Linked DNA regions of Homo sapiens: regions 2, 3, 4, 5 and 6 are each linked to region 1. A link is a loop called in an ENCODE intact Hi-C map of the cell type or tissue named here. Cell type or tissue: GM12878. All regions are shown on one strand.

Region 1 (5,000 bases):
TTGATAAGCTTCCAGGACTGTTTTTTCGGTCACTTGAAAGGCCACAGAACTCTGCAAAAAAGGTAGTGAAATCCAAACAAATCCAAGCGTACAGACCACTCCCTCAAACAGCAGAAACTACTATTAATTATTTGGTCCATACACCTGTAGATTATTTCTAATTACATTATTTACTTCATTTAACAGAACAGATATGGAAGAGTCATTTGTACGCAAATATCCAAAAAGAAAAAATTAAGGAGACGCATTTATAAGAATTAATGTTGTAGAGCCTTTTAGATGCATTGAAATGTTTTAAAATACTATCTTTTATTAGGCCTATGCAAAAGAAATATTTTTGGAACAATTATTTTGCAGTAAACTGAGAAGAAAATATCTGATCTGGTTCCATTTACATTATACTTAGTCTCATAATTATAAAGGGACTAAGTTGTAGCTGGCATTTCCATTATAAACAGATTTTATGGTCCTTTAATAAATGGTTCTAGTTTGAAGAGTGACCAAGAAAACACAAATCCTTATTTTTTAAATCCAAATGGACTGATTCAATACAATGTCAGAATTTTCCAAGTTGCTTTTCATAATTTTGTCTCTTTCTGTTACTGTGTATGTCACTGACATTTCCTACTGACGGCAGAACCATTTCATCTTTTACTCATTTGGTTTTAGCACAGGAGCCCCTGAAAATTAAAGAGTTGACACAAGAATTCTCAATTCACTGAGGGCTGTGGTCTAGCTTTCAGTTAGAGGTGATTTCCACTCGGGACAGCTGTGACCCTCAGGTTTTCAGCAGCTCATTAGCTGCAGCTTCTATTTCAAACTGAAGCCAATCAGAATACTAGTTCTGTTATTTGTGTGCCAGTTTGGATTAGGGGCAGCCTATACAAATAGGACAGGGTAACACCCCCTTCAGATAGGCATGGGCAATTAGGTTTGCATAGCTAAAATTAAGTGGTGGTATGTTCATTTCTCTTTCACCAGAAAAAATAGTTGAAGCCAGAAATTCATTATGCCTGTCAGCAGTATGTGTAAACTCAAAATCAAATTCAGCATGGTTTACAACGGAAGGTACAACCTACTTCTTAGTGAAATAAAGGCATAAAATGCCTATAAAAGGAAGTATGTAATTTCCAAAGTATTTATTATCTTATAATTATCTTACATTTTGGTTACTATTAATGATGGTGATTATGCTAAGTTACTAACTTTTATGGAAGACTGAACAGTAGCCAGGTGATGTGCTAACAATCACATGCTAATCAGCCCGCATGTGAGAAAGGATTTGTTATCAACATCAAGGTTTTCCTTACATCCCTGAAATCATACCACGTATTTGCTTATTTATTCCATCAACATTTATGGCTAACCCTAACTGCCATCAGGAAATGTTGAAGCCTGTAGAAATATAAGCATTGCATGTAACTGAGCTGTAACCACTAAAATATCTTCATAGAATCCACATAAAACTAGATTAGAATAATTAACATTACATAAATGCATGCATACTTACTTTAGAGACTGCTTTCATATCATTGTCTCATTTTAGTATATATAATAAGGGCCAGTGTGGTATGGACTCATTTTCACAGGTAAGGGAGCTGAGTCTCAGGGAGATTAAGGGACTTGCTCAGGTTTATTAACTGGCTGAGCTGGGACTCACACTCTGATTAAAATCTCATTTTCATGATCTTTCCATGATGTTGGATCCTGTGGCTTCCTGGCACAAGCTGAGCATGGAAGCCTGCTGCTATCTAGAAATATACACCTGATCCCATGAGAAGTGCTATCATATCACAGCCAACGTGGTCTCATGGGATCAGGTGTATATTTCTAGGTAAGCCTAAGACTGGCCCAGTTCCAGCTTGGAGGATTCTGACATGCAGATCCTTAGTTCCCCTGCGTGGGGCAGTGTTGATCAGCCCAGAGTAGCACTCTGGCACACTGGATAGGAGTGTGGGGACTACATAACTGACAAAGAGTAGGAAAATATTTAGGTAAAATTATGCTTTTGGATTTTAACCCTAAAGCTCCTTACATTGTTGAGTGAGAGAAAAAAAACCACACACCTGTATTTGAAATACACATGCCCGTTCTATGGAACTTTTTGGATTCTACATGACGGTTATAACAGTCTTTATTGCTAATAAATATGAAACTATTTTCTCTTATCTTATCTATCAAATGATCTTTCCAGCTGGGCATAGTGGTCCATGCCTGTAATCCTAGCACTTTGGTAGGCCCAGGTGGTCAGATTGCTTGAGCTCAGGAGTTTGAGACCCACCTGGGCAACATGGTGAAACTCTGTCTCGAAAAATTAGCTGGGCATGGTGATGCATGCCTGTAGTCCCAGCTACTTGGGAGGCTAAGGTAGGAAGATTGCTTGAGCCCAGGAGGTTGAGGCTGCAGTGAGCCATAATCATGCCACTGCGCTCCAGTCTGGGAGACAGAGTGAGATACTGTCTCAATAAAATGAATAAAATAAATAAATAATAAATATTTATAAAAATGATCTTACCATCACCGCAAAATAGACTAAGAGCTATACCAATGTATTGGAACTATGTTGTTTCAACTTTAAAGTCAATATTAATTATTAAAGTGTAGTTTCCTACTATAGAATAATCATTTTACTTTTGATATGAGGCAAAGTGTGAAGTAAAGGGGATAGAAAGGGAAAGAAAATAAAAGCGGTTTATGAGTAGATTTTTCTTTCTGAACACTGCTAAAAGCTTTCCTGTATGAAATAAATATTACGTCATTAAACTAGAATTACTGATACAAGAAGTGATGTGCAGTAAGTATTGAGCAATCAAAGGGTACAATAGTGAGACCCTGGTGTTGATATGTCTTCACATGAATGCTTCTCTCTCATCATTAGTGTTCTGCATAGATGAAATAACGATTATGGGAGTCTTCTTTTTTTTTATAAATATAAAGGTGCTTCACTTATCAGCAACGTAGACCGTGAATATATTTTGTTGATTCCTGGAGTCTTCAGGGAGATGCATCAAGATGATAGAAATATTTGGAAATATATTAAGTATTTGGATTTGGATAAATGTTGGGAACCAAAAAGACTTTCGTCTCCTAATATAATATTGGCTTGCTGGACTTTGGAACATTGGCTCAGTGGACACAGTTTTATTTTTGAGCAACCAAATGGTAATTAACACTGACAAAAAGCAATGCTCTGAACTTGGAGCTGTGGGTGTCCAAAGAAGAGGGCCATGGTCTGGCTTTTGGGAAATTATAATCAAATGGAAATTGGATTTTTATTTTTGTTTTTTAATATTTGCTTTTAAAGAATTATCTGAAACATATTTCATTGACTTATCTTTTCTGAATATGAATTTTAGAACATTGATTTGTACTTTTTTTGCTACTTACCTTTTTCACTAACTTCATATTGTATTTAAAAAGAAATATTATACTGTCCAATAAGTACAAAAATGAGTGACACTGTTCTTGCTCTCGCCTAGTTTGTAATCTACAGAATTTAAAACTAGCTCACTCACAATTGTACCAAAGAGTGAAACATAACAACCACATTAGGAAGGTGGAAAGAAAGTGACAAAGGAGCCCACAGGAAGGAGTTACTTTTTGCTGCTATGGAGAGAAGGGTTTCATGGAGAAGGCAGCATTGTAATTGGGACTTGAAGGCTCACAGGTTTTAGATAGGCAGATGCTAAAGTGTAGAACATTCTAGCTAAAATCCTTCAGAAAAACAACAGCAAAAGCTAAAAGAAATTTGTGACATTATTTGAAAGAGACTGAAAAAATAATAGAACTTAACCATTTACTGTTCCCCAAGTTTTTAAAAATTTGTGTTCTTTACTTTTAAGTGTCTTAAATTAATTACCTCCAGTTTAGTGGTAAAACTAAGTGCGTTTCTATAAACTAGAGACTCTACCTGTATCCCACAGTTTATGTTACAGATAGACTCCAGTGTCAGGAAAACATGCAGGATATGCCACATATGTTTGCTCTTTTAGAAAATTGCTATTCAGGGGACCATTTAACACTCTACTGAAGAGAAAGTCCATAATCCTTTTTTGTGGTCCGCATAGCAGTTGAGGTGGTGCAACGTCTATAAAATGGGCTGTCCTTAAAAGTAGCAATTTCAAAGCCACACTTAAAAAGACAGAGTGCATTTTTCAAGTATTGCAGCACAGCCTTGGTTTCCTATCCTTTTGGAAGCAAAAGGGAAGTAGTGTCTTTTAGCATTTCTTTAAATAACCAGCTTTATGATGTTGGCCAGAACATCTTTTTCTCAGATCCAATTCCAAAATATTTTCCTTAGTTTAATGACTAAGCAAGTAGGAGAGGAAAACTTAAATCAAGCTGGGCTTGACTGAGTCTTGAGGCAAGCCATTTTTCATGGGCTGCTCTTCTTATAAGTGCCATACCTCATCGTCAACACAAAGTCTGCTTACACTGTAAACTGGGCATTCCATTTTGTTCCCTTAAACAACTAGTTTTAAAAAATGTTATTATTGCTGATGTCAGTTTATCTAAGGGCTTTATTTGGTAACTGCCCTGATTTTTAAAAAATATCTGAGAATATGTGTTCTTTTTCAAGGTAAGGACAAAAATTGATTTTTTTATACTTTGCAAATAGATTGAAGTGTATTTTTTCACCTCAGACAGTGTCTAATTTTCTTTTAGGATAGTTTGTGTAAACTAGCTGCCACTTTCTTCAAGTTTAAAGATGGCACCAACAAGAAGAGAGAGCTTTATTACTCTTTAAAACAGGGGAATGAGGATTTAAGGAAGGGCACAGAAATGATTTGAAAGGTGGGAACCCAGTGTGCTTAACTCCCAAGGAACAGAAAAGAAGGGCTATCACCCACCCCAGATACACCCCTATAAAGCATCTTTCTTCAAAAATCAGATGTAAGTAAGAAGTGGAAGCTCATTTGTAAGATGGGCTTCTTTAGTTTACAATAGAATGGTGTGGTTCCTTAACACAGGTGTCTCTATCAAAAGATAGAACTATAAGT
Region 2 (5,000 bases), 76 kb before region 1:
AGTGTGACACAGAAAACAGAACACAGGCTTTGGGGTTTCATAATTTAGAGCCAGTGGTTCAGAATTCTATTTTTGGTGTTAAGTTGGCATGAGTTAAGCCATATTATCCTTGTGATTTTGGATAAGTTATTTAACGTTTCTAGGTCAATGTCCTCAATAAAATGGCATTAATATAGAAAATACTTCAGTGTTTCTCTAGTAATTAAGTGACATTATGTAAAACAAATCTTCAGCAGGGTAGCTGGCACACGATCAGTGCCCTATATTGATATTATTTTCTCTGAGCTTCCTAGACAGCAAGCTCCTGAGGGCAGGGATCCCATTTGTCTTCTTCCCTGATGTTTTCCTGGTGCTTAAGTCAATGTCTGGTACATCAAAAGTGCTCAGTAAGTATTTGTTGAAAAAGAAAATGATAATTTGCATGGCATTTAAAACGTGAGGCAGGTGGAGTGGGTAAAGCAAGACGGTGGAATAGAAGTCTTCACCAATTGTTCCCCCTCAAGCCCCCTGCAAGGACATCAGTTTAAAAAATATCTACACACACAAAAAAAGCACCTTCATAAGAACAAAAAATCAGGTGAGCACTCACAGTAAGTACCTGGTTTTAACTTCATATCGCTAAAAGAGGCAATGAAGAGGTAGAATGAACAGTCTTGGATTACTGACACCACCTCCTCCTCTATCCCCTGAAAGTGGCAACAAGGTGAAGAGAACCTTGTGCCTTCTGTGCCCTGGGGAGAGGGAAAGCACAGCAATTGTGAGGTATTGAAATCAGTGCTGCTTTTATAGCAGAAAGCAAAACCAGACCCAACTCAGCTGATGCCCACCCTGGAGGGTGCATGTAAACCAGTCCTAGCCAGAGGGGAATCGCAGATCCCAGAGGTTGGAACATGAGTTCCTGCAAACCTCATCATTGTAGGCTTAAGGGATTTGGGGTCCCAAATAAACTTGAAAGGCTGTCTAGGCCACAAGAACTGTAATACATAAATGAGTCCTGGGTCTGAACTGGGCCCAGAGCCTGTGGCCTGGAGGGACATGGGACATACTGAGACACCAGCTGGGGTGACTAAGGGAGTGCTAGCATCACCCCTCCCCTAACCCCAGGCAACTCCAAAAGAGAACCCTTTCTTGCACTTGAAGAGAGAAGATGGAAGAGTGGGGCAGACTTTGTATTGCATCTTAAATACCAGCTCAGCCACAGCAGAACAGGGCAGCAATCCAAGTCGTAAGAACCCTATTCCAGGCCCTACCTCCTGGACATTTCTAGACACAACCCTAGGCCAGAAGGGAACCACTGCCTTGAAGGGAAGGACCCAGTACTGGCAGGGCTTATTACCCGGTAACTGAATAGCCCTTGAGTCCTGAATAACCAGCAGCAATACCCAGGTACTATGTCAAGGGCCTTGGGTGAGACAGAGCCTTACCAGCCACAAATGAGTCTCAGCATATTCCCAGGTGTGGTGTCTAAAGGGTGAGACTTCTGATTGAGAAAAGCAGAGGGAAAAGTAAAGGGGACTTTGTCTTGCACCTTACATACCTGCTCAGCCACAGCAGGCTAGAGCACCAAACAGGCTCTTGGGGCCCCCAGTTCTAGGACTTAGGTCTTGGATGGCATTTCTGGACCTGCCCTGGGCCAGAGGAGAGCCCATTGCTCTGAAAGATGAGTCCCAGGCCAGGCAGCACTCACTACAAGCTGACTGAAGAGCCCTTGGGCCTTAAGAGAACATCAGTGGTAGTCTGGCAGTACTCCCCATGGGCCTTTTCCTCAACACACAGATCATTCTCAATGATAGACCATATGTTAGGTCACATAACAAGCCTGAAAATATCCCCCTAAAATTAAAATAATATCAAGCACCTTCTCTGACCACAATGGAATAGGTGGCAATGGCCACCGGGTGAGCTTCCTCTGCCTTCGGAAAGGGGAAGGAAGAATGAGAAGGACAGCCTCTTGTGGTTTCAGTGTCAGCTCAGCTGTAGTACAATAAAATACCAGGTGCACTTCTAAGGTTTTTGACTCTAGACCATAGCTCCTGGATGGCATCTCTGGATTCACCCGGGAGCCTGGGGGAACTCACCACCCTAAATGAAAGAACAACATAGGTGTGACTGGCCTTGGCACCTGCTGATTATAGAGCCCCAGGGCTTTGAGTGAACATAGGTGTTAGCCAGGAAGTGGTTACAGCAGACTTTGCATACAGCAGTGTTGTGCTGGCTTCAGGTCTGAATTAGCAGAATCCTAGGGATGGTGGCCACCAGGGTGCTTGTGTCACTCCACCCCCAACTTCAGGTGGCTCAGGGTAGAAAGAGACTATTTGGGAGAAAGTAAGGGAAGAGAACAAGAAAGAGTCTCTGCCTGGTAATCCAGAGAATTCTTTATCTTGGCCAAGACCATCAAGGTGGTACTTTTATGAGTCTGCAAGAACCACAGCACTACTGGGTTTGGGGTCTGCCCTAAAGCAGATGCAGCTTAGATCAGAACACCCAAGCCTTTTAAAATATCTGGAAAGCCTTCCCAAAAACTACAGTTGCAAACAAGCCCAGACTGAGAAGACTACAAAAAAAAAACAAAACAAACAAACAAAAAAAAACTAACTTTTCAATGCCCAGACACAGATGTACATCTACAAGTATCAAGATGACCCAGGAAAACATGACCTCACCAAATGAACTAAATAATGCACCAGGGGCCAATCCTGGAGAGACAGAGATATGTGACCTTTTAGATATTGAAGTCAAAATAGCTGTTTTGAGGAAACTCACATAAATTAAAGACAACACAGAGAATTCAGAATTCTATCAGATAAATGAACAAAGAGATGGAAATAATTAAAAAGAATCAAGGAGAAATTTTGGAGCTGGCAAATGCATTTGGCTTAGTGAAGAATGCATCATAGTCTTTTAACAGCAGAACTGATCAAGCAGAAGAAAGAATGAGTGAGCTTGAACACAGGCAATTTGAAAATACACAGTCAGAGGAGACAAAAAATAATACAAACCAATGAAACACACCTACAGATTTTAGAAAATAGCTTCAAAAGGGGAAATCTAAGAGTTATTGGCCTTAAAGAAGAGGTAGAATGTCTATTCAATGGGATAACTAGAGAGAAATTTACAAACCTAGAGAAAGACGTCAATATCCAAGTACAAGAAAGTTATAGAATGCTAAACAGATTTAACCCAAAGAAGATTACCTCAAGGTATTTAATAAATGAACTCCCAAAGCTCGAGGCTAAAGAAAGCATCCTAAAAGCCACAAGAGAAAAGAAACAAATCGCTCCTATACATCTGGCATCAGACTTTTCAGTAGAAGCCTTACAACCCAGGAGAGAGTGGCATGACATATATAAAGTGCTGAAGGAAAATATTTTTAAACTTAGAATAGTACATCAGGTGAAATTATCTTTCAAACATGAAGGAGAAATAAAGACTTTCCCAGACCAAAAAAAAAAAAGGAGAGAGATTTTTATTAACACTAGAGCTGTCCTACAAGAAATGCTAAAGGGAGTTTTATAGTCAGAAAGAAAAGGACAATAAGGAGCAAGAAGAAATAATCTGAAGGTATAAAACTCAGTGGTAATAGGAAGTACAAAGAAAAGCAAAGAATATTATAACATGATAACTATGGTGTGTAAACTGTTATTAAGTAGAAAGACTAAATAATGAACCAATGAAAAATAGTAACAACAACAAATTTTTATGATGTAGACAGTACAGTAAGACATAAAGAGTAACAACAAAAAATTAAAAAGCAAGGGGAATATTAAGGTATACAATATTAGTTTACTTTTTGATTGCTTGCATGTTTGTTTATGCAAACAGTGTTTTTATCAGCTAATCTCAAACCAAAAATCATACAACGTATACAGAAAAAATAAGAAGCAAGAAACTAAATCATATGACCAGAGAAAATTACCTTCACTAAAAGGAAGACAGGAAGGAAAGAAGGAAAACAAGACCACAAAGCAAACAGAAAACAAAACAGTAGAATTATATCATTATTTATCAACAATAACATTGAATGTAAATGTACTAAACTCTCCAATAAAAGACAGAGTTTTGGATACAAAGAAACACAAAACATGACCTATTGATCTGTTTTCTACAAGAAACACATTTCAACTATAAAGACATACATAAACTGCAGATAAAGGGATAGAAAAAGATATTCCATGCCAATGGAAACCAAAAAAGAACAGGAGTAGCTATCATTATATCAGACAAAATAGATTTCAAAACAAAAACTATAAGAAAAGACAAGGTCACCATATAATGATAAAGGGGTCAGTTCAGCAAGAGGATATAACAATTTAAAATATACATGGACCCAACCCTGGAACACTCAGATATATAATGCAAATATTGTTAGAGCTAAAGAAAGAGACTCCAATACAATAATAGCTGGAGACTTCAACACCCCACTTTCAGCATTGGACAGATATTCCAAATAGAAAATCAACAAAGAAACATCAGACTTAAAATGCACTATAGACCAAATGGATCTAATAGATATTAATAGAACATTTCATCTAATGACTATAGAGTGCATATCCTTTTCCACAGCATATGGATCATTCTCAAACATAGACCATATATTAGGTCACTTAAAAAGCCTTAAAATATCCCCTCAAAATTAAAATAATATCAAGCATCTTCTCTGACCACAATGGAATAAAACTATAAAACAATCACAAGAGGGATTTTGGAAACTATACAAATACATGCAGATTAAACAATATGCTCCTGAATGACCATTGGGTCAAAGAAGAAATTAAGAAAGAAATTGGGGGGGAGGAGCCAAGATGGCCAAATATGAACAGCTCCAGTCTACAGCTCCCAGCGAGAGTGATGCAGAAGACGGGTGATTTCTGCATTTCCAACTGCGGTACCAGGTTCATCTCACTGGGGAGTGCCAGACAGTAGGTGCAGGACAGTGGGTGCAGCGCACCATGTGCGAGCCAAAGCAGGGCGAGGCATCACCTCACCCAGGAAGTGCAAGG
Region 3 (5,000 bases), 220 kb after region 1:
GTGTTTGTCCTCACCTAGGTCCATGGGCACAGGCCTCGCTAGGGACCACGCACTTCTCTTCCCAGCACTTCCCTGCCCTCCTCCCGTGTAAGTTTCATGCACTCAAAAATGTAGCAGGTGACAAAGGAGGTAAACCAAGAAGTTACTGAATATGATTTTCACAAATCCTCACTGTCCACAGGTAAATTGAAGACCCTTATAAACTTCTGAATTCTTATTTATATTTCATGTAATAAATATCTACTTTAGGGGCCAAAATATGGCACAGTGAAAGGAGAAGAGCACAGAAGTTAGAGTTCAAAGCCCTAAGGACAAATCAGCCTGATCACTTAACAGTTTGATTTAGGGCAATAAGTATAAATAATAAAATAATTGTTATTATATATGGATCACTTCCTCTATCAGATTGGAACTATACATACATTATCTCATTAAATGTTCACAACCTGTAAGAATTATTATCCTCAATGTTATTGATAGGTAACTGGAATTAAAGAAGTTAAGCAGTTTATTTAAGGTTTCAGTTGTGTCATCTGTAAATTAAAGAGAGTCACAATAAGAATGATCTCAAGCTGCATTTTGGGGCTTCAATGAGATAATTAGTTGAAAGTGCCTTGTAAATAGAAAATAATTATGCCAATATTCTTATATTCAGATGGTAAGTAAAACCTTTTAAATATTTTGCATATGCTTGTGTTATTTTATCTAGAAAATAAAATGGACTTCTATGCTTACTTAATATGGAAGTATTTTAGAAGGTGATCATGTATCATGATCAGGGCTCAGAAATTATATAATCAAGTGTAAATTGTCCACAACAGTTTTGAAAGTTTGGGATTTAGTTTATCATGATGAAACTTTTAATATGATGAAATGAAAAATGTACAAAATTTGAGCAAAGAAGTGTTTATTGATCAATTTAAATGAAATAAAAAACACATGGATGTTCCCTGCCAAGAAAATTTTTTATAAAAGAATAATAAGGAGATAGTTGACCTAAATAATATTCAAACATACTGTAAAGTTACTATAATCAGAACAGTATGGTATTGGTAAATGAATAGAAAAATACACCAGGGGAACAAAACAGAGAGTCCAGAAAGAGATCCAAGTATAATAGATCCAAGTATATAGGGAATTCAAAAAGCAAAGTGGCCTTTCAATTCAGGGGAGGGAGAGGTATTTTAATAAAGAATGCTGGTCCAATTAGCTATCCATCTGGAAGCAAACAAACATAAACCTCTGCCTCTCACTATTTACAGAATAAATTTCAGCTTGATTAAATAGTTAAAAAATGAAAAAAAAAGAGAAGACAATCTGCAAAAGCATTTATGGGTGAAAGCTTTTAAAAAGACAGTTACAGATTCAACTACATAAAAATCAACATGTATGTATGGCAAAAGCAAAAAGTCATTTCTAAACCAAACAGCACTTGTGAAAAAATTTTAAGACCTTTCTCCTCCTCAAGGTACTTCATTGCCTCTGCCATAAAAGTATCACAATAAACATAAAATGGCTACAAGGTAGACAACACCAGCCTAGAAACAGTATATAACATACAAAATTACGTAAGCTTATGCTGGATAAGACCCATAAACAAGCAAAATATTGAAATGGATTAAAAGAAATGGATCTGGGGGAATGTTTGCAACACTTACGACAAATAACCAATAAATGCACTAAATGCATTAAAAATCATCCACAAATTAATTTTTAAAGGAAAAAAATGCAACACAAAAAAAGACAAAAGATACAAAAAAGTATTTAACATAAGAGGCAATGTAAAAGTCCAATAAACATGTGAAAAAAAATGCTAGATGTTTTCCAATTTTTATTGTTTTAGCCACAAAAATGTAAAGATATTGGCAAACACTAACATGAAACCTTGAACAAAAAGCTTACTTTAAAAAACATGTCTAGCAGTCGAATAAAAAAAAATGTTCAGTCTCAGGCTAAATCCAAGTTTGCACACCATGAAATCACAACACAAGCCAAATGCAATTTCTTGAGGAGATAACAACCTAACTATATTTTAAAACCCAAGCCTAAGGGTCATTTAGAATCATGGAGTGTCCCTGATCCCATGGAGCATTTTGACCATCTTAGCAGTTTTGAAAGTTCATTAATAACCATCCAAATTGCCCCAAAATTTTGCTTTCCAATAATTAAGAAATAAAATGCCAATTTGCAGAGAAAATAATGGTTATCAAAGATAGACTGCTTCCTAAATATCTCATAGTTTAATCTTGATTTTTGTTGTAGAGTAAGGCAAACATATTTCATTGAATAAGGTGCATTGTATCTCGCTGTGACCAGGTGATTATTTTTTGTTGTAAGTACAGAAATAAGCACTCTCCTATAATGACCAAAATTACAATGATTTTCACAGTTATGGGCTTACCTGTGTCCTGCTGTTAATCAGTCATGTCATGCTAATCATGTCTTTAACTCTTTTTGAATTAAACCCATTTACTAAGTACAGCAAGAACAAGGCACAGGGTGAAACTTAAAAGCACATGTCTCTTTGCTTTTCTTCAGTTAGTGGAAACCACACATTATTCTAACTTGGTTTTTGTTATATTTCAAAGGCAGTCATGTTCAGAAAAGAGGCTTATTCCCTAGATTTCCCTTTAGTTTGATTACAACTTCATTTACAAAATGTAAATGGATTTTCACACAAAAAAAGCCATTCTTCGAGAAAATAAACATTTCTTCGTGAAACTGGTTAATGTTGTAATGTACTGTTAGGGTACTCTGTAAGTTAGAGAAAATATCAACTGTACCTTGAGCTTAATTAGAATAATCATTTCATGTATGATCAGTGTAAGCTAAATATCCTAGATAGTGACAAGATGCATTTATAAACATTTTCTTATATGCAGAATTAATAAAATGCAATGATAGGGCAATACTGCCACCTAGAGAGGAAAATGTAATAAGCCTTATTAAGAATTAAATCAGTTCTGAAAAAAATTTTACCTTACAATAGTTGGCCAATCCCCAGAATTATTGCTATAGATCAGAAATAGTCTTTTTTGGCCATCAGTGCTGGGATTTAGCACCCAAATTCTTCAACTGATGCTACTTGCACTTTGGATACACCTAAAAAGCAAACAATGAAAACTATTCTGGAAGAAGCAACTTTATCAATTTACCCAAAAATCACAGAATCATTAGTTTTTAAGTTAGTCAATTCCCACAATAACTCTAAAGATATTTAAAATAAGTCCAGAGTGCAATACAAGGGGGGCGAGTGTAAACAAATATGGAGGAAATTAAAAGTAGCTGTCCACAAACACTTCGGCTAAAGCAGCAATTTGCAAAGTGCACTGCACAACCTGTACCCAGCAACATGCTGCAGAAAGCTTCCTGAGGATGTGTCCCCCTGTCCTGGAAATTCACAAGGCATACTGACATAGTAAAGGCTGTGGGAAGTCCTGCAGGGGAAAAAAAAAAATGGCTTAAGCTGCTTAGTCAAGAGTGGCACAAGCATTTTGATTACAGAAACCTTTCTTCTTATAACACCTATTTGACATCCTCTAACCCCCCCAGAATTGGAATACAGAGATGAATTTGGAATACAGAGGTTGCTGGATTTGACATGTCTTTCCTTTGGCTGCATATTAAAGAAGTAGCTTTTTCTGTTGTGATTTTTTTTTTTTTTTAATGTGAGAAGGTGCAAGGCACAAAATCTCCAGCTTATTTGGAATTAAAGCTGATTCTCTTACAGGGTTACAGCAGATAAGAATAGGTTTATTGAGATTTAAAACAAATTACTTCCAAGTACATTATTTACCCTCTGAATGGGTTATGGAGGCACACATTTTAAAACTCTGCCTTAAAGCACTTCCAGCTTTTCATCTCATGATTCACATCCAGTTACCCCTCCTTGCTTTGACATTCTTGACCTCTGCCTTTTGGTTTTCAGGTCCGTGTCTCCAGCAGCAAGAATCTCCACATCCCCCATCAGGTCTGTTAGGTCTCCATTGCTCATGCGTAAGACTCAGGCATCCACCGTGGCCACAGGTCCTGAAGTGCCTCCCCCTTGGAAGCAAGAGGGCTACGTGGCCTCCTCATCTGAGGCTGAGATGAGAGAGACAACGCTGACAACCTCTACTCAGATCAGGACAGAAGAGAGATGGGAAGGGAGATACGGTGTCCAGGAGCAAGTGACCATCAGTGGTGCTGCGGGTGCTGCCGCCAGTGTGTCGGCCAGTGCTAGCTACGCAGCAGAGGCTGTTGCCACTGGTGCTAAAGAGGTACTGTCAGAATGGTTTTGTTTTTCCTTATTTCACATTCTAGTTTCTCCAACTGGATTTCTGCCATGAAACTCAGTCTGTATAAATTGGAGGAAAAATGCATATGAACATAAAAATATAGCAGCAACTGAAGACCAAATTCAGTAGTCATGCTTTGTAAAACCATTTTTAATTAGGACAAAAGCTCCAATCTGTGAAGTTTCCATAATATACAGGTTTTAATGATACAGTCTCTGTATTTCTTGGCAATAATAAATGCTTATGTATGAGTGTATTTTGCTCTAGGTGGCTCAGTTTTCCAGTATGCTTTTTTATTTTCTACTGGGCATGTCATTTAAAAAAGTAATCTACTTGGTCATTTCTAATCTAGGTGAAACAAGATGCTGACAAAAGTGCAGCTGTTGCGACTGTTGTTGCTGCCGTTGATATGGCCAGAGTGAGAGAACCAGTGATCAGCGCTGTAGAGCAGACTGCTCAGAGGACAACCACGACTGCTGTGCACATCCAACCTGCTCAAGAACAGGTACGTGCGAGGCTGCCATGGGGCACCCGCAGAGCCACGTCCTTCAGTGCACATTAACTCAACCACCATCCACTGAGCTTGGCATGCAGCTGTGCTCAATTCATTCTGAAGACAGCCTTGAGCCCAGCAGGGCCCAGACTTTTAGAACTTTCTGAGCAAAAGGTGGTCGGAGATGTCAAAGGTGTTGACAATGTGAGTATCACAAGAGCAGAGTAGGC
Region 4 (5,000 bases), 110 kb after region 1:
TATAAAGCAATGCTTCCAGTACAAACCCTATAGTTTACAGCCTTGCAAAATGTAGTTTCTCTCTTTCATTCCCATTCTCTTACTTTTGTTTTCTCTGCTCTCATTATTTTGTACTTTGCTGGGATATTTTTCTGGGTTTTAACAGAGAAGAAATATCTCCTGCAAAAGCCTTTTTTTTAAAAAAAAAAAGAAGAAGAAGAAGAGAGTGGTTACTTTCTCAAACTCATACAGTAATTCAGGTCAGATTGGAGTAGAGAATTTATGTTTCATAATCACAAAGACTTTCGATTTCTAGATTCCCCATTTTATCATTTGAAAGCCATGGCATGCTAACTATACAAATTATAATAAGCTCCACTGGGATTTATCCATACTATAGCAGGTTCTATAGACAAGTGGCACTCAGAATAGTGTTAGAATCCTTTCTCCCTTTTCAAAGCATCAAGGAAATAATTTCTGACTCCAAATCTAAGAACTCAGTGTGAAAGATGATGGATATTTCTACCTCAGCAAAAATAGAAGCTGGAGTTTGGAATGTAGATGTTTAATCATGACTGTTGAAATGAATTTTTTACTATGTTATTAAGTAAAATAACTATATTATTTATACTATATTATTAAGTAAAATAAATGATGAAATTATGTCGTGTAAATCTACTCAAAGAAGAAAACTCTTCTTGTGGCTTATAAATGGTATTTTTCTTTTTTATTTATATTGTAAAACCTCCAAATTTTATAAAAATTTGACCACTTTACCCAATTTTTAGCCTGACACTTATAGCCCTAGTTTAAATAAAGAACTGAAGTTTTAAAATTAATATAATTTCAAAATCCCTTAAAATGTTTTTTCTAGAATAAAATTCTGTTTACACTAGTGAAAAGCTATGTTCAGTTTATATAATGAATTATCTCCGAAACACTGAATTTTCCTCTTGAAAATTCACTTCGTTGTGCCTTGAGTGCACTGGGTTTCCTAATTGTGAACATTCCTGTTCTTAGAGGAAGTCATGCTCTCAAGAACTGTGAGGGGTTTGAGATTTTACCCTACATTCAAGCTAACATGTTAACTTATCACAGTTTCATGGATGATTGCAGAAGACACCTGACCTCTGGCTCAGAGGTGATTGATTATAGCAAAGCAGCAGCCAGAGTGTCAGCATGCCACATCAATTCTCCCAGCCCCAAATCCCCCTGAGTGATGCAGATGGACCCAGATGGATATATGCAACTGCAGCAGGTGGGGTTCAGGAGAGGAACCCTAAGCTTGGGGAATCTGTAGTTTTACAGCAAATAGGAAGCATGCCTGCTCTTTGTCTTGAAGGGCAACATCACCTCAATCCTGAAGGTTGCTAGTTGCAGACCCAACACTGAGAAGTGGCCCAGATATAAAGGGATCAGAGTCTTGTATTCTTGACCTACCAGTGAGATGTGTAGGAGCACCAGAGATCCATGAAGAATTTTCTCTCCCGGCACATGCAAATTGGATGTTAGCACTGCAGGAATAAAAGGTGAAGTCAGCACTTTACAAAAAGGTACTTTCCTTGAAAATCAATTTCATTCTTGAAAAGTGGAATTATTTTTCAGCAAACAACTTCTTGTTCCAAATTCGTTGAAGCTATGTCAATATACTTTTTCAATTTCTATGTCAAATACTAATGTATCAAATTTGTTAGTGTAATGGGCAATATATAAATGAGTGAGTGGGATAGCTTGAATATCTGCTTGGTAAAAAGTGAAATATATGATTTTTTAAATATACTTTTTACTTTTTTGAATTTAGTTAAAATAAAAAGAATAAATATCCAATTTTATCTGCAGAATAGACTTAGTAATTTTCTCATATCATATATATTCCTTTTTTCATCCAGGTTTTATCATATTCCTGGTTAAAATCATTGAGGAGTCCCTCTTCCCCCTTTTCCTTTCATTTTCTTTCTTTCTTTTTTTTTCAGGGGGTGGGGACAGGGTCTCACTGTCACCGAGGCTGAAGTGCAGTGGCATGATCACAGCTCACTGTAGCCCTGACCTCCGGGGCTCAGGTAATCCTCTCACCTCAGCCTCCCAGGCAACTGGGACTCCACCATACCAGGCTAATTTTTTGTATTTTTTGTAGAGATGGGATTTTGCCATGTTGCTCAGGCTTGTCTTGAGCTCCTGGGCTCAAGGGATCCACCCTCCTTGGCCTCCCAAAGTGCTGGGATTATAGGTGTGAGCCACCACACCCCACCTCCTTTCATTTTCATTCATTCCCCTCTCTAACAATTCTAGATAGGGATATTATTATTTACTAGAAATATTTTACAATAATTTATTTTATTATTTAAAGGTGAATTCATGAGAATAATTACCCTTCTCTTTAGATATTCACTTATTTAGTATATATTTATTGAGCCACTGCTATGTGTCAGGCATTGTTCTAAATGCTAGAAAATAAATAGCAGAGAACAAAACTTACAAAATTTGTGAAATTCAGTAAAATATAATTATCACTTAATTGCCCACATTGACAACAGTTCCCCCACTGCCTTTGTCCAGTGGCTCCAGGAGTGCAATTGATTACCTTTAATTCTGCTAGGGTTTGATGATTACCCAAGGTTCAGGAATGTTTCTCACCCAGAGGAAGTGTCTGGCAGCCTGTGGCTTGAGATACGGATGTTTGGACCTGGAGTGAGCAGCAGGTGGCGATGTTGAGACAGCATTAGGAACTTGCTGCTTGCTGTAAACCAACCACTGGATTCAAGTGGAGTGAGCCATATAACTCAAGAATCTGATATACTTCCTGTTCTTTTTAGAGTTTCCTAATGTGTTTGGTGAATGAACCTATTTGTCAAATCGCTTAGCAGAATATACAAGTAAGTGTCAGTTGTCGACATTGACTAATAGTTGATTGGAGAAAAGTTCCTCTAATTATCAGATGTTACTAAGACTTATGAGAACATGGCATGAAATATGAATATAGCACCTATTAGAATAACTCATCTCGATCCTCCAAAATATTCATCCTTCGGGATTATAGATTATCTTATTTATTATACTTCTAGTGTGTTCACAGAAAACAAGCTAAGCTATGGTTGATATTTATTGATCACCCCAAACGTATTTATCATTGTTAAGGGAATGTAGTTTGAATCAGAGATAAATATACAATATGTTTCAAAAACAGAATGAGGTGAGCCTGTATTTACAGGACAGCTGCAATTGAACCCAAAACTGTAAAACATGACTGATTGGTCATAATGTATCGTGTCCTATGCCTTCCATTTCCAGGCACATGATTTCATTGAAGAAAGCAAGCAGAGGAAACTGAGGCCAAATCCATTTTATGAACATGGTCTGATTTTTGGGTGGTCAGCCTGAAAGCAAAGATGAAGCAAAAGTTGGGGTGGCCAAAGAAACACACAAAAAGTAGTTCGAAATGTAACAATTGTCATAGCTTCCGTTGTTTCTGCCATAGCTATTGAAACATTAATGTCCTTTAAGAAGATGATGTTGCTTTTTCAAGATATTTACAGTGATCCATAGTAATGCTTATAGCAACATCATTGTTTCAGATGCAAACAAAATAATTAAGCATGGAATTTGTATACTTTTTTCATTTATATATACGTGATATATATGGGATATTAACATTTTCAAAATAAACACATTTTAGGCCCAGCTGATGAAAAAAAAATAATTAAAATGGTCCAGTTGTTGTATAGATTGAAATTTTAAGAAAACCTGCCCAAGTAGAGTACCTAAAAAAATACTATGCAGAAGGAATTTATTGAGGTAATATAAATGAATTCAAGTAATAGGCTAAATGTTATTAGATATCAAGGAAAATATAATTACTTTCAGTTTCATAATTCCTCAGCAGCCTGTCTTAAATTCCTCTTTTTCAGAACAACTCCCCTTTCTCTTAGAAATAACTAAAGCCACTTATGTTCCCTCCCTCTCTTCTTCCATATTTGCATTCAGCTAGTATGTTGTGTTCCTATTCTTGCCATGCATCAAATGGGTACTTGAGCGAAAGCAATGAAAGATATAATCCCTGCTTTCCAGACCTTCTCAGTCAAGTTTAGATGAGAGGCCAGGGAACAGAGGTGCACTGGGTTGTGGGAAAGCTATGATGGAGAAAGCCCAAAGCATTAGAACACACAGAGCAGAGACCCTTAACCTGGCTCAGGGAAAAAGAGTCAAGGAAGGCTCCCCAGAGGAGGTGATCACTGAGATAAGTTTGAAAGGATGGGGCAAGAAGGGCCGAGGAAGGGCTGGATGGTACAAAGTCATGCCATGTTTGGGGAACCTAAGATAATTCAATTCGCCAGGAATGTAGGGTGTACACCTAAAGTGATGAGAGACAAAGGTGGTAGAAGCAGGTGGGGAGATCAGGAAGCATTTTGAATAGCATGCTAAGGAGTTTCTATTTTATGCTGAACATGTCTTTATATATGCAGAGATATTTAAGAATTGAAAAAGTCATGATGATGCAAACCTCACCACAAGAAACAGATGATGTCTTAATTTACCCTCTTCCTGTACTCCCTATGACAGAGTGATGAGTGTAGTGTTTAGAAACCTTTGATTTTAGAGCTCAGAGGTCAGGCTGTTTAAACCACAGCAAGTATTTGATAAATATGGCTACATTATTAGCATACAATTATTAAAATAGATATATCATAGAAAAATTATAGAAAAAGAAACATCTTTAACATCTTAAGTGTCTCATGAGAGCTCACAACTCAGTTCATATCTAATAGTCTGATAATCAAGACATTCAATTTTATTGTCCTCACTCATGAATACCTTTCACATTTAAGCTGTCAATGGATTTCTAACGTAAGAGTGTATTAATTGGTTTCTCTTCTATGTGCAGTATCAGATTGTTGCATCTCTCTGTTGGCAGTAAGCACATTCTGCTTAGTATTATAGATATTTATTTCTGGGTAGATTTCTTTTGCTAAATTAAAATTTCTTGAGGGTAAGAAACATGTCCTTTTCACTTTGTGTTCACCAGA
Region 5 (5,000 bases), 130 kb after region 1:
GAAATTTTCAAAGTATATAGCTTAAATAAGAATCAAATTTATTGTAGAAACATATGCATTTCACTTCTACAGTATAAATGGCACTTTTTCAAAGTAGGGATGAAAACTAGAGAGCAGCAGTTGTTTCCTCAAAAATAAAGACAACCATAAACATAAAAAGACACTCTTCGGGTTCCCATTAAAAGAAGCAGCAAGCTAAAGATAAGGAAGATTTTTTTCCATCTTTAAAGTATAATTTGTCCATAGACAAAAAGAAAAATATGGTCAGCTGATCCCTCCCAATGAGACAGAGTAAGCTGTCAAGTGCTTACCATCTGGTTCAGCTCCTAATCCAGATGGGCTGACAATAGTAATTTATGAAAGGTTTGAAAGCAACTTGCCATTCTTCAGAAATAATCATTAGAACACATTAACATTGGAATTTGCTTCCCTCCTCCAGCCCCAATTTACAACAAATGCAAAGATAGGGCAACTGCTTCCATACAGTAAATAGAGCAGTCTATTCTTGAACCAGAAGTCAATACGTCTGTGCTCTTTGAGAAAAAAAAAAAAAGCAATTATTTTTCTTCCCCCTCCACTTCCCTCTATTGGCTCAATGAATAAGGGAGAGAATGTTCTCATTTGGAGTTTCTAACAAATGCCTGAAGAAGCTTTCACAGTCTGTGATGCTTGGAAAAGTCAAAGTCAACCTCAGGAATAATCTGATCTACCGCATGTTCACACTACAGACAGGCATCCTCTAATCCATTCTTACAGAGACAGCCCAAAGGTCAATCAATATTTCCAGTGCAAATCACAAAGCCACAGACTGTTAGAGCTAGAAGTCTAAGCCCATTGTTAGCCCCTCTCCCACCCAATCAGGCTGCACATGAGCAGTGTTACTTCCAAATCAGAACAAAATGACAGGCCACCACGTTTTTGGTTCAACCAAGTGTCTGTTACCCACCGTCAGTTCTTGTCTCATCATTAATTTAATAGGACTGTAAAGTAATAGGACTCATTTCTGGGAGACTGATGAGATTCTATCAATTTATTTTCAGTTCATGTAAGAATTGCTGGCAAAGAGTGGGGTCATACCTTTCTTTTGATCAGACCACCTGCCGTTCAGGTGCTGAGGAAATTGTTAATATGCATGCTATGCAGGTTTTAAAATGTTTCAGAACTTTCAAAAGGAAAGTCCGGTATCATCGTATAAAGTTTCTAATGGAAAAGGATGGAATCAGGGCTGAATGTAACCCGCAGATTAGGGTGTCACTAAGAAGGAATAGAAAAAGCCCTAGGACTGGGAATGTGATGGATATATTCTAATTGGGAATGAGAGAAAAGGAACTGGTTACTGCCCAATCAGACAGAGATGACCTAGTTATAAGGGCATAGAGAGAGGGAAATGGGAACTGGCTAGAGTAACCAAGATGAATGAAAACTTCTCTTCCCGAGAAAAGGATCTAAGCCACATGTGAGAGTGGAGTACACACAGGACGGGCAATGGTGCACAGAATGACAAGGCAGTTCAGTCTGTCCCTCTAAGGCTTTAAATAGAAGGAAGTATTGAGCCAAACTACACATGATAAATTTGGTTTAACGTAACTATAAATGCTAAAGCATACCAAAGAAGAAATTGGGCAGTCTTTGGATAGCCTAAAACTTCTACAAGTGGCCAAAAGTGCAAGTCATCATTGTTTAAAACTACTGGACACTGTTACTACGACATTTCAAATATGGTAACTGCGCATATGTTCTTCTCAATCTTTTTGTGTTTTCTTCCCTTAAATAATGACCAGAGACTATTTTATTTGATTTGAAAATGGGCATTGATATTCTACTACTTATAAGGCTATGTGTTCAGGGCTACAAGGGATATAAGAATAAATAGGACACCATTTATTTCCCTCAAAGAATTTACAACACAATAGATACACATAATAAGGCATAAATCACCACAAAATGAGACAGAATCTCCAAGGTTACTGAAAAACAGAGAGAGAGAGAGAGAGAGAGAGATCCTATATGATTGGTTGTAATTCACCTAAATTAAAATTGCAGGTTGCTAAAAAGCAACAGTTTTATGGAAGGAATGCTTGGTTTGGTTTTGTTTACCTATTTTTTGTGCTGGAGGGACCTTCAAGAAACGTAGTAATTTGAGCAAGCTACCATGACCCTCTAGTGGCCACTTTGAAAACTACAGCAGGCATTGCATTACTTAGAAAAGCCAGCCAGTTTCAAAGGAGCCTGTCAGCCAGGCCATCCCTGTTTCTATGACAGCCGAGAACACTCAACTCAAGGCAAAGTGAAATTTTAGAGGAGAAAATACTCCCTACCCCACATCATGTGTCATAGACCCAGAAAAAGCACTATGAGGTGGCAGAGTGTGACCTCTGAGATCAGATGTCAGCCATTTCAGAACTGGGCCAGTTACTGAGACTGTCTCTGTTCCTCAGTCTACTTATCTGCGAAATGGGGATAACAATCCTACTCAGCTCACAGGGTTGTTATGAAGATTAGAAAACAGACTACTTTTTAAGAATGGTGCCTTATCACAGTAAGAGCTCAATAACTGTTTTTATTAGTTGTCGTTATGGAATTTTATGGTACAAACTAAACCAATGTAATCTGTTTTTCCTTAAATTTCCTGAAGGTAACATGTATAACTAATCATGAATTTAATAAAATTATTAAGTATATAAGTCTATTCAGGTAGCAAAGAGACTTGAAATTAAATCAAGTCTTTGCTGCTTATATTAGCTGTGTGTCTCTAGGGCAAGTTATGTCACCTGTGAAGGCTCAGTTTCATTGGCTAAAAATTGAAGTTATTGCTACTTTTCTGACACTTCACAAAGTTATTTTAAGGATTCTATCAAATAATGCATCTAATGCACTTAACAAAGTGGCATGTCTGTTGCGAGAATGTATTAAATAGTAGCTATTATGACTATATGCAAATTTATAAGAAGTGTGCATCTATAATCTATATTTCCCATGACACTGTACAATTGAGTGATGCCATTTTAGAAAGAGAGTTCATTTTGTATTCAAATGGCCAAAGAGGAGGCTGGGCTCAGTGTCAGTGTTGAATTAGAGCAACATAATTAAGACAAAGTAGGGATTCAAGTGGGAAATTTGGGAGCAGGAGGGGATGCTAGAGCAAGTTCAGGTCAGAGTCAGAGAGTGGGTCTGAGTTCTGGTACTTCTGGTACCTGAGACATCATGGCTAGGACTTATAGATAACTGCAAGAAGCTGGCTAACAGTCTTATTCTTTGGAGAAGGCCAGGGAATAAAAAAGAGTAATGTGAACAGGAATCAAGAGGCTTGGCTGGAGCTGGTTACTGAGATCTAGTTTCCCCTAGGGAAACTTTCAAAATTTGGACTCCCCTCCAAGCTACAGCTTCTTGGGGTCAGGGAGGCCTGTATTCTAAGTTTAGTTGGTAAAATAGCCCCTAACTGGAATAGACACTGAGGGCATTTGGGGTGAGACCACACAGGGCAACTCAGAGGTGGGAGTGGGCACCTTTTATCTTGGCTTTTCTTTCTGAATTGTATTAATCATTTCCAAATTCCTTTTATTCAATAATGGCATTTTCTGCCATTTTCAGCTATGTTTCTTCTCTACGTGTTTGCCCATTTCCTTTCACAACCTTTGTTCTCTGTACCTTCTTTCCACAATGCCCTTTATTCAATTTATTTTTCTCATTCCAGGTTTCCATATTCTGCAGAAAACTTGGAGCCTACAGTATATAGGAAAGCTGGGCTTTTAAATGCCTTTTGAGCATATAATATTTCAAAGTCTAAAGCCTAGTCAAAATACAATTCATATTACCAATACACTGCTTTTGTAGAATTATGGAATTTAGTGTTGTTAAGAACTATTTCTTAATGATAAATGTGAAGAATCTCCTGATGTCTTGATTATATTCTTCACTGTCTCTACGTATTAAAATGCAAAATTAAATGTTTAAAATGTAACATCTGTGAAACATTATGTGCCAGGAATAAGATTACTCATAGTGGTTTCATATTTTCCTCCAATTAAACTTACCTGGGACTTCTGTGGTCCACAGGACACACCTCAGTGTTTTCCAGCTCTATAGTGGCATCGTCATCACTCCAGTGAGGTTACTTTACCTCTCGGTCATTTAGGATCTTGCCCTCATTTCATTACTAATTAAATTCATTTTTACAGAGTCATAAATTAATTATTTTGAGGTAAAATGACTGAAACCTGTACCTTGTTCTGAGCTCTTTTTAAACTCTGGGTAATTAAATTTAAGGGTTATCATGTTCATCTTTATTAATACAGTATGTGAAGGAAATGACTGAGGGGAAATGAAAGACATCAACTTCTTAAATAGTCTTAAGGATAGGTTGGAAAATTTAAGTGTTCATTCCATCAACAATATGAGGAAACTTGTTAAGATATCTTTGGACTAGAGCTAGGGTCCATCTCAAAGTTCATGCATTGTTTTAGAGGCATTTTCATTGTAGGAGCTCTCACGTCACTTTTCTTTGTCTCATGAGGCCAACACAGGCGAAAAAATGATAATGTGAGGCATGGCTTCTTTTTTTTTTTATCAACAAGTATATTTGATTTCTAATTGTTGGTGATAACTTGGTTTTCATGTAATGAATACAGCCTTGAGCATTCATAATCATTGAGAACAAGGACCTTAGTGTTATGTAAATATTTTACCCTATTAGATTAGTAAATGCTTTGTTAATTGGCTGATCCACATTTCTATTCAAAGAGCATCTTTAGATAAATGAAGTTTTTAAATAACATCCTAAGGAAAAGTCGTGGTAAACATACTGTGGCTTTGCCATAAGGTTTTCAAAATATCCTACAGAAATATTAAAAAGTAAGCCTTTAGAAAAGAAGATTAGACCTTGTTGCAAAAACCCATAACTCATCTTTTCCCTCAGGACTGACAGACAAAACAAAAGAATATAATTTTTGCTTCCTGCTATGCCGAGATGATAGCTACTTAACTTCTGTTATCCTAAAGCT
Region 6 (5,000 bases), 110 kb before region 1:
CAAGTCACTTAATCTGTTTGAAACTCAGTTTTCTTAAATGTTAGTTAAGAACTTTGACTGATATCATTTCTGATGTTTCTTCCAACTCTAAATCTTATGATTCTCTGATTCTCTTTTCGTAAGTTAATTTTTAATCCTCTTTTATAGAAGCATTCCAGATTTCTTTTAGCCTGAAAGATAATCAGATAGCTGAAAGCTTGTGATGCTACAGTGTACATTCTTCCACATTTAAGTTTTGAAAATGTTGTCACATTATAGCTGTGTAGTTCCAAAAGAAACATTTACTGCCTATGTGATAGAATGTAAATAATTTACATTAAAAATAATTGGGGAACTTTGGGAGGGGAAAAATAAGTTAGAATGAAAGTTTGAAAAGTTTCTGATTCTTTAAAAAATGTTATCTCAACTTTTGTTTATAGGTGGTGAACTGGCTAGAAGGGCCTGGATCAGAACAACTAAGAGCCCAGTGGGGCATTGGAGACTCCATTAGGGCCTCCCAGGCCCTACAGCAGAAACACGAAGAGATTGAGAGCCAGCACAGTGTGAGAGGCTTTTTCCTCTGCAAGTTACAATGATATTATGAACGTGGGTAATTAGTAGCATATGTGGTACTGAGTGATAAGTTGCTGCAAACTTTGGTATGGGGCATGAAGTACAGTTTGTTAAGTGCCTAGAGGTCATAAAGTACATTTTGATTACTTAGTACATGTTAATTAGAAGGTTGTTTTTGGTTTTGTCTCTAATGCAGTTTAATTATATTTTTATAGAAGCACAATTTGCATGAAATTTTAAAAGCTACAGTGACAGAAAAAAGAGTGATAATACAAAAATAGAGCTTTCATCTGTAGTCTCTGTGACAGAAACTTCTGTTTTCAAGTCCCCCTCACCCCCACTTTATTGGGAGTATATAGTACAATTAAATGCCTGAGAGTGATAGCAGAATTGCTGCATTAAACACAACTGATGGAGAGTAAGTCCAGAGGGTGCAGAATATTTTTCCATTCTCTGAGCATTTAGGGGTCCCTTTTGTATTTGTGAAAGGGGTAATCAGACAAATCACAGGTATAAAATTGGGAAATAAATAGATTCTTAAGCAGATTATAGATAATAATTGTTAAAGATAATTTAAAATTTAACAACTTGTTATGTGAAAGAAGCTGGTGTTCGTTAATCTCCTGCTCTGTTACAGTTAATTCTTCATTACTGAGAAAGAGATCATCCAGTTTGTGGACGGGGTAGCTCACCCCCCTCTCCCTAAGGTCATATTACTTTGGTAATTTAAAATAGATTAAATACAAAATTGGAAAAATAAAATTTGAATCCATTAATTCCCTTCTCCTTAGGTTGTCTTAAAAAAGGTGGTCAAAATGTTAAACTCTGGACCCAGATGAGCATTAAGTACCGTCGGAACATTAATTTCTGCAACGTTTCTTCTTTCCTCTAATTATGTTGGATAGTATTAGGAAATGTCCATTTTTAACTAAACAAGATTAAAGAATAAGTAATATGGTTTGCTTGGGAATAAATTTGAATGAATGAGTAAATCTCATCTTTACTAGAATTTAACAATATCTGATTCTTATTTTTCTTCTAAATGTATTCCATTTTGCTTAGTTTCCTCATATTGCTTTCTTTGTAATGTTCTGTAAATCAGGTATAGCAATTACTGGTATTGGCAGAAAATCTACTACTATACCCTAAAGCAGTTGTAATCTAGCTGAAGGAATAATAAGAGATATTACAAGATTTGGAATTGTCTAAAGGCACTACATATATATTCCTTGCAATTTTTCTAATTAGTACTTGTAAAAAACTTGAAAATGAAATCTCATAATTGAAAATCGATTTATTTTATGCATTTCACAGGTTCCAACATAATGGTTCTTCCTTTTATACTAAAATAATCATATTACAAACCCTGTTCCTGAGGATATAATCTTTTAATTCTCTTGGTACTTTTAAAATAATGTTTTGATTTTTTTTTTAACATGGATTGTGATTTGTTTGAACCTGGTAGACTGTTCTAGAACATGTTACTATAGTTAGAGTCTACAATTTGTTCCTCTCTTTAGTTCCTAAAAAACTGTATTTACTCTAGAACATTCTAGACTTCACCTAAGGGGATTTAGTTATGAAAGTATTCCAAAAGTTCTTTTTAGGAAGGACACATGGCACATGAGGATTCTAAAGACAGGATTTATCTATATTTTATTATTTTTTTTAAATGCCAAGATAAATAATTACAGTTAGAAATTGGATTGTATACATACTGTACTGTACTCTAAGTTTACAAAAAGACTTCAAAAGCAAATTTCATATTGCGTATAGTATGGATGAAATTGCAGATGATGTACATAGAAATTGCTATGTTCAGATGTTGGTTTTGTATTTTTAATATATTTATAAGGTTTTCAAAATCAGCTTAAAGAAACATCGCTTAAGGGTGGCCCTTCCCATGTGCTTAAGCTTACTTATAATGTGGAACCAATATATAAAACTTTTGAATTGCAAAATACCTTATAGATTATTCTAATATCTTCATCTTACTTTATAGATGAAAAAACTGGGAAGCTACGTTTTTTGATCAGTGAATAGTTGGACTATTGTTAAGACACAGATCTCTTGATACCCAGGGGGGATCCTTTCTCTAGCTGTCTCTTAGAGAAAGCTACTAAATTTTACAGATATGGTTAAGCTACAGTAGTTTTTCATTCTTGTACTTTTAATACTTAGGAATGTACATATACATTGACATCTGCATTTATAGACATGACCTAAAGAAACATTGATGGCTATCAAGAGATTTTATTTCCTTAAATCATGTGTGATATTTGGGTTTTGTTTCAGAATTGGGAGGTAGGAACAGATTGAATGGATGGGAGTGTATGTGAAACAGAATTACCCATGAATTGATCATTATTGAAGCTGGATAGGAAGGAGTTCATTACACTATTCTTCCCACTTTTGACATATTTTTAAAAAGCCAGTTGTGCTGTTTTAGCCAATAGGTGGCACTGCATTGTCACCCTGAGAATAGGTTGGTTGATGCTGGATGAATATTTTAGCTTATGATGTTTAAGATATTCTAATATTTTATTAAAAGCTTTCTTTTCTCTCTGTAACTAAGAGTTAACAGATTAAAGCATTATTGGAATTGTTCAAGTCTTGTGAAAGTATGACTAATTTCTGGCATTGACAGCTGTTAACGGTAGAATTTGAGAAAACTTTTAACATACAATCTTGCATTACCAGCTCAATGTCATATATTAAATTTTATGTCATATATTAAATTTTAGAGTCCATATAAAAGCATAATGCAGAAATAAAGCTAAAAACCCCAAATTTGTTAGGATATTAAGTTTTAATACATAGAAAAATGAAATTTCTGCCAACCTGTAGTTCTAGTTCAAGGATTGGTAATTAGAAGTTAACTTGGTTTTTTAATAGAACACAACAAAAAAAATAAGGTACATGAAAATGGTTATAGTAACTGACAATAAATTTAAAAGCAGTTTAGTTCAAAAATCTAATTTTATGTTTTGGGTTGAAGAAAGTGTGTGGTAGGAAAAGCGTGTGTGATAGGAACATCGAGGAGCATAAATATCTGAAACTACTTCAGAATTTTGTCACTATCCCACCATCTCATAGTGCTGAGTTCTGGTCTACAAAGAAACCACTTTCTCTGGTGCATTATGCAGAACAGGTCTACCTGGCGAATCAAGACTCATTTCTCCTAATGTGTAGTCTGAGTATAATCACCTTTTTAACCCGAGTTGGCACTGTTTCCTTCTGCCTACATATGGATTCACATTTCATGGTATAAAGTATAAATATCCATCATTTCACCAAGTATGCGTCACTGCCAACATGATTGCATTGTCAATCCTGACTGCTTGTGTCCTAAATGTGAACCTTCAAGCCCTTTTCTTACCATCTCAATCCAAATCCCATATATTGGTGTTTTTTTATTTTGCTATAAAATAATCATTTTCTACACAGTTAAATATACATAAGAGACAGACCGGAGAATGGCTGTAAGTGAACAAAATACACCTAAGGTTCTAGGCAGTCTACATTCTACTGGGTTTTTTTTTTTTTCTTTTCTTTTTTTTTTTTTTGAGACAGTGTCTAGCTCTCTCGCCAGCCTGGAGTGCAGTGGTGCTATCTCAGCTCACTGCAACCTCTGCCTCCCAGGTTCAAGCGATTCTCCTGCCTCAGCCTCCAGAGTAGCTGGGATTACAGGCATGCGCCACCACACCCAGCTAATTTTTGTATTTTTAGTAGAGACGGGGCTTCACCCTGTTGGCCAGGATAGTCTCCATCTCCTGACCTCGTGATCTGCCCATCTTGACCTCCCAAAGTGCTGGGATTACAGGCATGAGCCACTGTGCCCGGCCGTACATACCCGTTTTTTAGGAAGAAACATTTGGATGACTTTTTTTAAATACATGCAAATGTATTAGCCAGATTTTTTTGCTCTCCACATCCCAGAGAGACTATTTCTTTATGGCAACCTCAATCGGTAATATCAATGTCTCTAATTTCAGGTGTTAATTTCTTGAGACATACTAGTCCTCACAATGTATTTACATCCCTGGTCAGGTTGCTGGAGCCTATATTTTACAAATTCAAACCAGGAAATAATTAGCTCCACAGTGGTGATTCCTAAACCTTAACAGGCATAAGAGTCATCAGAGATGCTTGTTGAAATATATATTCCAGGGCCAACTCCAGATACTGATTTAGTAAGTCAGGAGTGAAGCTTAGACATTTTTAATAAACACCCCAAGTGGTCTAATGCTGGTAGCTCTGAAAAGTGCTATTCTAGGACTCTAATCCTTCACTGCTTTTCTCAGAATCGTTGCTATTACGTCTTCAAAGAGTTAAGCCTATTTATTTAGAGCATTTAATGATATGTAAGTACTATGAATAAGGTATTGAAATCCTTTTATATTTTAGAGCATGACAGTGATAATTTTCTGAGGTAATATTTTCTACTT

What was found. Hi-C counts contacts between places; a loop is a spot of excess contacts. Peaks named below come from ENCODE experiments on the same cell type or tissue, not always from the same donor. Only the 100,000 strongest peaks of a DNase experiment are listed, where the experiment ranks them.
Region 2: it touches region 1 in a loop (2.3-fold over the local background); 6 of 110 quality-filtered maps call a loop at or near these places.
Region 3: it touches region 1 in a loop (10-fold over the local background); 5 of 110 quality-filtered maps call a loop at or near these places.
Region 4: a loop joins it to region 1, with 4 times the contacts of the local background. A loop is called at or near these places in 4 of 110 quality-filtered maps.
Region 5: it touches region 1 in a loop (9-fold over the local background); 10 of 110 quality-filtered maps call a loop at or near these places.
Region 6: a loop joins it to region 1, with 6 times the contacts of the local background. A loop is called at or near these places in 6 of 110 quality-filtered maps.

The regions. Positions count from the first base shown.
Region 1 is chr2:179,017,248-179,022,247 of GRCh38, reverse strand. All of the region lies in intron 2 of CCDC141 (coiled-coil domain containing 141), which reads left to right. Among named protein-coding and RNA genes, the nearest start is that of CCDC141, 30 kb to the left of the region's middle. In GM12878, a CTCF peak has its summit at 1,901; a DNase peak (open chromatin) is centred at 727; H3K4me3 peaks cover 594 bases; H3K27ac peaks cover 1,546 bases.
Region 2 is chr2:179,093,348-179,098,347 of GRCh38, reverse strand. No RefSeq gene overlaps it. Among named protein-coding and RNA genes, the nearest start is that of CCDC141, 46 kb to the right of the region's middle. RefSeq lists a silencer at 2,198-2,287 and enhancers at 3,153-3,322, 4,310-4,479. In GM12878, no CTCF peak of the experiment used is centred here; a DNase peak (open chromatin) is centred at 2,197; H3K27ac peaks cover 456 bases.
Region 3 is chr2:178,794,181-178,799,180 of GRCh38, reverse strand. TTN (titin) reads left to right here. Exons shown (of 363, transcript NM_001267550.2): 7 at 3,929-4,259; 8 at 4,630-4,782. Among named protein-coding and RNA genes, the nearest start is that of TTN, 11 kb to the left of the region's middle. In GM12878, a CTCF peak has its summit at 2,917 (motif pointing left); no DNase peak of the experiment used is centred here.
Region 4 is chr2:178,912,129-178,917,128 of GRCh38, reverse strand. All of the region lies in intron 7 of CCDC141 (coiled-coil domain containing 141), which reads left to right. It overlaps LOC105373766 (a long non-coding RNA gene), which reads right to left. Exons shown (of 4, transcript XR_001739140.2): 3 at 1,420-1,493. Among named protein-coding and RNA genes, the nearest start is that of TTN, 110 kb to the right of the region's middle. In GM12878, a CTCF peak has its summit at 2,675 (motif pointing right); a DNase peak (open chromatin) is centred at 2,708.
Region 5 is chr2:178,888,775-178,893,774 of GRCh38, reverse strand. The region is part of intron 8 of CCDC141 (coiled-coil domain containing 141); the gene reads left to right. All of the region lies in intron 1 of LOC105373766 (a long non-coding RNA gene), which reads right to left. Among named protein-coding and RNA genes, the nearest start is that of TTN, 84 kb to the right of the region's middle. In GM12878, a CTCF peak has its summit at 2,161 (motif pointing left); a DNase peak (open chromatin) is centred at 2,174.
Region 6 is chr2:179,127,846-179,132,845 of GRCh38, reverse strand. SESTD1 (SEC14 and spectrin domain containing 1) reads left to right here. Exons shown (of 18, transcript NM_178123.5): 10 at 420-542. Among named protein-coding and RNA genes, the nearest start is that of CCDC141, 80 kb to the right of the region's middle. In GM12878, a CTCF peak has its summit at 3,003 (motif pointing right); a DNase peak (open chromatin) is centred at 3,015.